2 separate regions of the Homo sapiens genome follow, and region 2 is linked to region 1. A link is a loop called in an ENCODE intact Hi-C map of the cell type or tissue named here. Cell type or tissue: heart left ventricle. All regions are shown on one strand.

Region 1 (4,000 bases):
ATTACTACCCTTCACTAATCCCAAAAAGGATCTGAAATAGAATCACTTGCTGTTTCATGGCATAAAAGCTCCCACAAACTACAAACATTAAAAAAATCTAATTCATTTTCAGTGTCCTATTGAGGCAGGGAGGTAGAATATGTCTTTGAACTATCTCATAAATAGAAATATTCAGAAAACACCAATTTTATTCTATCTTGGTCTATGTATTATGGCTATAAGACCTAGGAAGTTGGTCTGGAGTCCTTACCTACAGATCAAAATTACACGTAATAAAAATATTCAAATACAGTTTTGATGGATAACCACTTGTTATTAGATATATCTTTATTATACATATCATGGCCTGAATGTGATGACAGATCCTGAATCTCTAACTAGTAAAATAAAACTTTTCTGTGGCAATTTGATTACATTATCATTCATTTATGACATCACGGTGGAAACAGGAAATACTATCACTTAAAAATTTTTCTCTTTTTACTAAAATTAAGGCCTAAGAGACACATCAGATCATCCTGGCTACCTCCTTAATCTGTAAGATTATCTTCAACCCACTGTCCTAAGTCCATTTTAAGGGAAGTACAATTTCCACCGAATACTATGTTTATTCACCAATCAATTTCCTAAATAAGTACGTGTGCACAATGAACCCTAAGCAAGGGGAATCTTCTCAAGGAAAAGAAAAAAAATCTTGTTCTACTATAATCTACAGATAAATCAAAGATACTTATTTTTGGCAGTAGTAAATCATATCCCTCATCTTATTCTGTGAACAGATACATCTACCTTCTTGTCTTTCCCCATAACTATTTTCATTTATTGCTCATTTCTATTCAGAATACTTATTAAAATATTTTTCAAAAAAGTTTTAAAGCCGTATTTTTTCTTACAAGGGATCCATTTCACTAAATATTTTTATACATGTATGTGTATATAGATATTTACTACGCCTCTGAGGTGATTTGCATTGCAGCATGGCCTTCAAAATACAAAGACTACTTAGGCTTTGAATGAGACTTTTTTCTAACTCTTCCACGTCAAAACCAGGGTATCTTGAAAAGCCAACAAAAATCATAACATCCACCAAAAGTCCTGGGCTTCAAGTGAGTGAATTACAGAAAGACAGCATCTTGCCTTGTCATCTCTCCCTCTTGCTCTATAGTCCTTGTCCCTACTTGTAGAAGGCTTTTCACTCTTTGATATAGGATGTGCTCGGCCTACAGGTCCCCGGGCTCCTACTCCTGCCATTTCTTTCCTCAGAGGTCTTACTTCTCGATTGGGACGCCTGATCTGAGGTGGAGCTCTGACAAAAAAAAAAAAAAAAAAATTAAAATTAAAATTAAAATTAATCAAAGGCAAAAGTATGTCAATACTATCTTAGTCAATAAAATTGTTAAATCAAAAAGCCCGAAAGCTAATTTTTTCACCTTTGGCCAATTCATGGCCACAACTATTAGGTTAGTTTTCCCAAATTCTTTTTTCTAAAATATACTGGCTGATACAATTATTAAATACACACAAATGACACATAAAGCAGCAATTATTCTGTCAAAAGTTAATTATTAATCACCAATAGAGGGCAACACAGACTATCCCTATCTAATAATCTTAACAACATAATGGAAAGGCAATAATTTTATTCATTACTGTCCTAAACCAAGAATAAGTAACTTTTTTTTAGAAAAAAGCATTAAAAGCTGTAAGGACAGAAGTTCTAAATAAGTCTATTTGTACAGTTTACTAATTTCTGTTTTACAACCAAGATGATTTTCTCTGCTTCTATAATGGAAAATTAAACATTTCATTCATCAAATTACAAATGGCAGAGCTAACAATGAAATCTTCTTTAAGTAATTATGTTTTAAAATATTCATGTTTTGAGAATGTCTAAAAATCACAGAATCATTCAAATTATACAGTCCTCCAAATGTGATTAAAAATTTTGATAAATACATATAAGTATGCATGCAAAATAACATATTTTGTTTCATCTACTGTGGAACTTGTCTCCTGCAAACATTAAAGTTTTGAGGCTTCTCAGCACAGTTTTTGTCTCTTTTTGATTCTTGGGAAAGGGACTCTATCACTTCGTGTCTAATCTTAGTTCTCTCTTGAAATGTCTCTACCTCTGTTTTCCTACCTTTTCTCTTTCTATAGCTATGTATGTATCTGTAGCCCTCTAGATCCCATATGTGTATTCCATTTTTAACCACATGCCATATCTATTATTATCCCCTTTCCAGCCTCACACTTATAATTCACCTAACTCATCATGGAGTTCCGTTCCTCATATCAGAAAAGGTGACACATATGCATAATTCAAAGATAGGAAAATGGATAAAAAGCCATGAAGGTTGCAAACTAAGGGCCAAAACAGTAAGAAAAAGAAAAAAAAAGAAAAAAAAATGTGTTAACATGTTGTGAGTCTGATACAGCATATTTAGATGTTGGAATTAGACTACATCGTGAAATTTCTAGAAGGCCGGCAAAAACCGTATGTCTATCTATGAGGTAAACATACACTGACATCTTAATCCTTGGAGTTCAGTCCAGTTAAACAAGTATTTACTGAGGCACCCATTAGGTGGTATATGGCCTCTACCACACTGACCCTAGGAGGAGACAAAGACAAGCAATCTTGTGAAAGAAATCCTCAGGAAAGCAACTACAAAATAGTGCATAGTAATGGCTATGAGGCATTTTAAAATTTAAAGTATTATTACATTATCATCTTTAGGACATTAGTAGTCTTTTAAGCATTCTACCTATAAAATAAAAATGTGACGAGTCTGGTAAAGAATAAAAAATTGTAATTGTTAAATTGCTCTATTTCTAGTATTTCAATGTGACCACTGTTTTTTGACCTAATTTTTTTTTTTTGGATGAAGGGGTGGAAAGTAATAGAGTAAAACTTTACTTTTATTTGTATACACTTGTGTACATATAAATGTCTTTCCTGAGTCAGATTTATGGGTATGGCCAAAGACAATAAAATGAGACCAACAATCTTTTCCACACAGAATTTGCATCAAGTTTGCTCTTTTGTAAGCGGCTTCACCTGCTATTTAAATAGTCTGTTTTCTTTGTGGTCCTGCTTTTTAGACTCAAGAGCTAGCCAGAGCCTCTGCTCACCAACAGCAATCCCATCCCTCCCAGCTGGATGCCAGGCTGCTTGCCCATGGCTGGGCTTGCTGTGACCTCACTGCTCAGGGTGCACTGCAGCAGGTCTCAGACAACATTCCTTCTGCCTCCTCAGCTTGCGCTTTCCCCACCTCAGCTTGCGATTCAATGGCCGCCTAGGAGTCCTGCTGTAGTCCATTCTCCACACAAATCCCGCTCAGTAAAGCTGTATTGTGGAAGAATTGGTTCAAAGCTCTTACACAGGCTGCATTCTGAGTGTTTGCCATTACTGACCTTGTTCTGCCACTGAATATTCTGATGGGCTCCTAAATAGTCTGAGTGAAACTGCTCAAGAAGCCAGACGTGTCGTTTGTGGCAAGGCCCCTGTCTCATAGGAAGTGTGCCTCTGCTTTGTAAGTCTTCAGTTCCATCTCACTGCAATTGGATATTACATTTGTAACAGACTCTGTGGACTTCCCAAAGGACATCCTTGATTCTGTTCTGTACTTCTTTGTCCACTAGCACATCACTGCACAATGTCATGCTTCAATTTAAGGACTCAGTGACAGCTTCCAGGCTGTGTAAACAATAAAGGTCTCAAGGCTTCTTTTACTAGTCTCTCTGTAAAAATAGACTTTAGTAGGATTACATAGCATCCTTGACCTCTGCTCTAATGGTCAAACAGACTGACACAGTACTAGCTTACGGCACTTCAAATTTAGAGAATAACTGGTTAGATCTGCAGGTGAAAGACAAAAATATCTGTGCTGTGTTCAATTCTCCTATTTGAGATTTCCCTATAGGAATAAGAAATATGCCTTATTCTATCACATGCAAATAAGCCTCATCTCCTTCGAAATCCAATACTTCCTCTTTC
Region 2 (4,000 bases), 190 kb after region 1:
GTACTCCTTTCCACACCAGGCTGAACCCCAAGGAAGCGAATCCATGTCCTCGTGGAAGAATAGGCCCCAAAGTGCCAAGCATCAGCCCCGTCAGTGCTGCCTGGAGAGCCGCCTGTGTCCTGCAGAACTTACACCCATGCAAGAGTGCACCCACTCAGCAAATGCGGGACACCGTCAGGAAGAACAAGACATCCTTGCTTCAGCTTCCCTCCTGTCACCTTTCCACTTCCCTTTGGGGAAGGTGTGCCTGGGTTTGCACACGGACTGGGGCCCCATCCCTGTTCCCCGCTGTGTGTGGCAGGGCAAGGGAATGCATTTTTAAATACCTTTCAGGCTAGGATTCCTTTTTTTTTTTTGATGGCATACTCTAACTCCAACATTTCTTCTGTAAGTATCACCAGTTATTTTACTAAAATCTAGATTTCCCAATCCAAGTGTTAGGAAGGTACTATGCTGCTGCTGCTTTGGGGCTTTCTGTCTGGCAACATCTATAAACAGTGCAATAGTGACTGTAGTCAGTTTCACGGTCTCATGTCTGAATCTTTTTTTTTTTTTTTTTGACAGAGTCCCACTCTGTCTTAGCCTCCCAAGTAGCTGGGATTACAGGCGCCTGCCTCCACGCCCAGCTAATTTTTTATTTTTAGTAGAGAGGGGGTTTCACCATATTGGCCAGGCTGGTCTTGAACTCCTGAGCTCAAGTGATCTGCCCGCCTCGGCCTCCCAAAGTGCTGGGATTACAGGCGTGAGCCACCGCGCCCGGCCCTTTTTTTTTTTTTTTTTTGAGACAGTCTCCCTCTGTCCCCCAGGCTTGAGTGCAGTGGGGCGATATCTCGGCTCACTGCAACCTCCGCCCCACCAGTTCAAGTGATTCTCCTGTCTCAGCCTCCCGAGTAACTGGGATTACAGGTGTGCATCACCACACCCAGCTAATTTTTGTATTTTTAGTAGAGACAGAGTTTCACCTTGTTGGCCAGGCTGGTCTCGAATTCCTGACCTCAGGAGATCTGCCCACCTCGGCCTCCCAAAGTGCTGGGATTACAGGCGTGAGCCACGACACCCGGCCTAGGCTTCCTTCTTTAAAGACAAATTTCCAGTGGGGCTCTGTAAGTAATCCTCATATTTTCTCGTTGAGGAGTGTGGCCAGAGAAGGTGAGTCTTCTGCACGTAGCAGGGGGGAAATGGTCAGGAGATACTGTAAAAGCACTAAGAAAACCGGAAGGAAAAGGCCAGGCTCCAGGAGCACAGAGACTGGATGGATTCCTGCTTCCCTGTCACTCGGCTCTGTTCAGGCGGTGCAGTCACTTCCTTCACCTCAGTGTCCCTGTTTGTGCAAATGAGGTGACTATTGGTGCCGACCTACTTCCCAGGCAGTTTTGAAGAGAAGTGGCAAACGTTGAAGGGCGCACACTCTCCTTCCCCAAGCTCCCTCCCTCCCCACGTGTGCACCCAGAAGGAAATAAAAGCCGTAATTTGCACTGGCGAGTCGGCCCGCCTCGTCGAGGGTTCCGCTGAGCTGCTCACAAGGGCGTGCGGAGGCCCGCGGCCGGCCCTGGCCCCTGTGGTGGCAGCAGCTGGCTGGCTTCCCGGGCGGCTACCTCCAGCTGCAGCTGTCGGTGCTATTTGCAGCTCTCCACATCCTGAGAGCTGGACGCCGAGGACCGCTCCCTGGAGGGCGTGCGTAAAATGCAGCAGCGGAGCGGTGAGGAGATTACCGGAAAAACTGGGAGCGGAGTCAGGCTCGTTCTGGAGCAGGGAGAGGCTTGGGAAGTTGCGAAACGTTGACCTGCAGGGTCTTGAGGAACTGTCGGCCTGGGCTGTCCCCGTGGGTCATTGAACATTAATCAGCCACCAGTCCTCGACCAAGCCAACCGAAATAGAGTCAGCAGGCAGAATGACGAATACAGTTTGAAAGGGAACGAACTTACTCTTATTCTCTCCTTGGAAAGGCCTTTCCAGACTCTCGAACTCACCCCTGTCACATTACCCTGTTGTGTTATCTTTGTGGGCCTGCGCAGCACCTGAAATGATCTGTCTTAGGTATGTGTGTGCTTGTTCATTGTTTTGTCTTCTCCGTGAAAATCTAAGCTCCTAGAAACTTTGTGAGGGAGGCAATGGGTCTGTTTTGTTTACCTCTGCATCTGCAGGGCCGAGTACAATGCCCAGCTCATTTGTAAATGAGTGAAGGAGTCCCCTACTAGCAGGCTGCCTACTCATCAATCAAGTAGTTGTTGGGTTTCTCATTTTTACCTTTGGAGATGTTGTCTTCGACCTACGGGAAGGAATTGGATCTATTTGAGGGTAAAGAAATTCATCCTCCCTGGGTTTATGTATTTTCCAACCCACTGCATAGAGTCTGACAAAATATTAATGGTCTTCACTGTTTCTTTTGATGATGTCTGCCACTTGTCACTATTTAATGTAATTTCATGTCATTTAAAGAAAGTAAAATTAGGGGCTGGGCGCAGTGGCTCATGCCTGTAATCCCAGCACTTTGGGAGGCCGAGGCGGGCGGATCACCTGAGGTCAGGAGTTCGAGACCAGCCTGGCCAACATGGTGAAGCCCCGTCTCTACTAAAAATACAAAAATTAGCCAGGCATGGTGGCGGGCACCTGTAATCCCAGCTACTCGGGAGGCTGAGGCAGGAGAATCGCTTGAACCCAGGAGGCGGAGGTTGCAGTGAGCCGAGACTGCACCATTGCACTCAGCCTGGGCCACAAGAGTGAAACTCTGTCTCAAAAAGAAAAAAAGGAAAAAAAAAAAAGAAAGTAAAATTATAGGGTAACTAGAAAGTTACAATAGTGTAACAAGCATAATCATTTAGAAGATTTTCACCTGTAACGTGGTTAAGATAAGTTTGAGACTCAGTTCAATTCAACACATTTGACTTTCAGACAGATCCAATGTAGTCTGTTGTATTTAGAAAGAATTCAGACCTTTATAAGGACGATTTCATGACATTAATGAAATTTATGTGTTAATGGAACTGAAGGACTTCACTCTGAAAGCAAGTGTTCTCTAAACCTAAATATTTTAAGAAGAAAATTAGTTGAAAGTTTAAAAGCTTGTCAAAAGTGACAGTCATTTCATTTCTTTTCTTTTTTTAGAGATGGGGTCTCACTGTGTTGCCGAGGATGGAGTACAGTGGCTATTCACAGGCACAGTCATTGTGCACTACATCCTGGAACTCCTGGGCTTAAGCAATCCTTCTGCCTCAGCCTCCCAAGTAGCTGGGACTATAGACACACACCACCACACTCAGCAAAAGTGACAATTGTTTCTAATACAGACATCCACACCTGGACATACTGTGAAAATTATATTCATTGGGCATATTAGTGTCCGTTCTTTCCAAGATCTGAGTTCATAATGTTTTCTTCTGTAATTGTAATGAAATATCACCATTTCTTGCTAGCATTATACCAAATCCCTCTAGGCAACTGGGTAGCAGGCTATATGCCAACCTAGGTTTTTGGAGATGACTTGTATCTTGTTTGCTATTAGAGCCAACATGTTAGAATTTGTGATTTGTCACAGAGTAGAAGACGAGTTCACTCAAGAAGCACTTATTTATGAGCACCTACACAGGTGATAGAACAGTCAAAAGACAGGAGTTCTGGCCCTTCTGGAACTGACAATCTTACTAGAAAAATAAATGTTACCACATCACTTGAACAAAGGCACAATTATGCAATTTGAGTTGTGTTTTGACTTCCTTCCCACTACCTTGTTTTTTTGTTTTTGTTTTTTGTTTGTTTTGTTTTGTTTTTATGCTGGAGGTGTTGTGGGAGATGGAGTTTTGCTCTTGTCACCCAGGCTGGAGTGTGATGGCACGATCTCAGCTCACTGCAACCTCTGCCTCCCAGGTTCAAGTGATTCTCCTGCCCCAGCCTCCTGAGTAGCTGGGATTACAGGCATACGCCACCACGCCCGGCTAATTTTTTGTATTTTCAGTAGAGATGGGGTTTCACCATGTTAGTCAGGCTGGTCTCGAACTCCTGA

What was found. A loop is a pair of places that touch in the nucleus more often than their neighbours do. Peaks named below come from ENCODE experiments on the same cell type or tissue, not always from the same donor. Only the 100,000 strongest peaks of a DNase experiment are listed, where the experiment ranks them.
Region 2: a loop joins it to region 1, with 2.2 times the contacts of the local background. A loop is called at or near these places in 5 of 110 quality-filtered maps.

What each region holds. Positions count from the first base shown.
Region 1 is chr13:30,254,310-30,258,309 of GRCh38, forward strand. It overlaps KATNAL1 (katanin catalytic subunit A1 like 1), which reads right to left. Exons shown (of 11, transcript NM_032116.5): 4 at 1,138-1,306. Among named protein-coding and RNA genes, the nearest start is that of KATNAL1, 51 kb to the right of the region's middle. RefSeq lists an enhancer at 3,215-3,715. In heart left ventricle, CTCF peaks have their summits at 1,578 (motif pointing right) and 2,614; no DNase peak of the experiment used is centred here; H3K27ac peaks cover 304 bases.
Region 2 is chr13:30,444,260-30,448,259 of GRCh38, forward strand. It overlaps LOC107984577 (a long non-coding RNA gene), which reads left to right and starts at 1,486. Exons shown (of 2, transcript XR_001749803.2): 1 at 1,486-2,037; 2 at 3,106-4,000. RefSeq lists a silencer at 715-906 and enhancers at 1,373-2,258, 1,668-1,847. In heart left ventricle, a CTCF peak has its summit at 1,691 (motif pointing left); DNase peaks (open chromatin) are centred at 72 and 1,602; H3K4me3 peaks cover 1,384 bases; H3K27ac peaks cover 1,473 bases.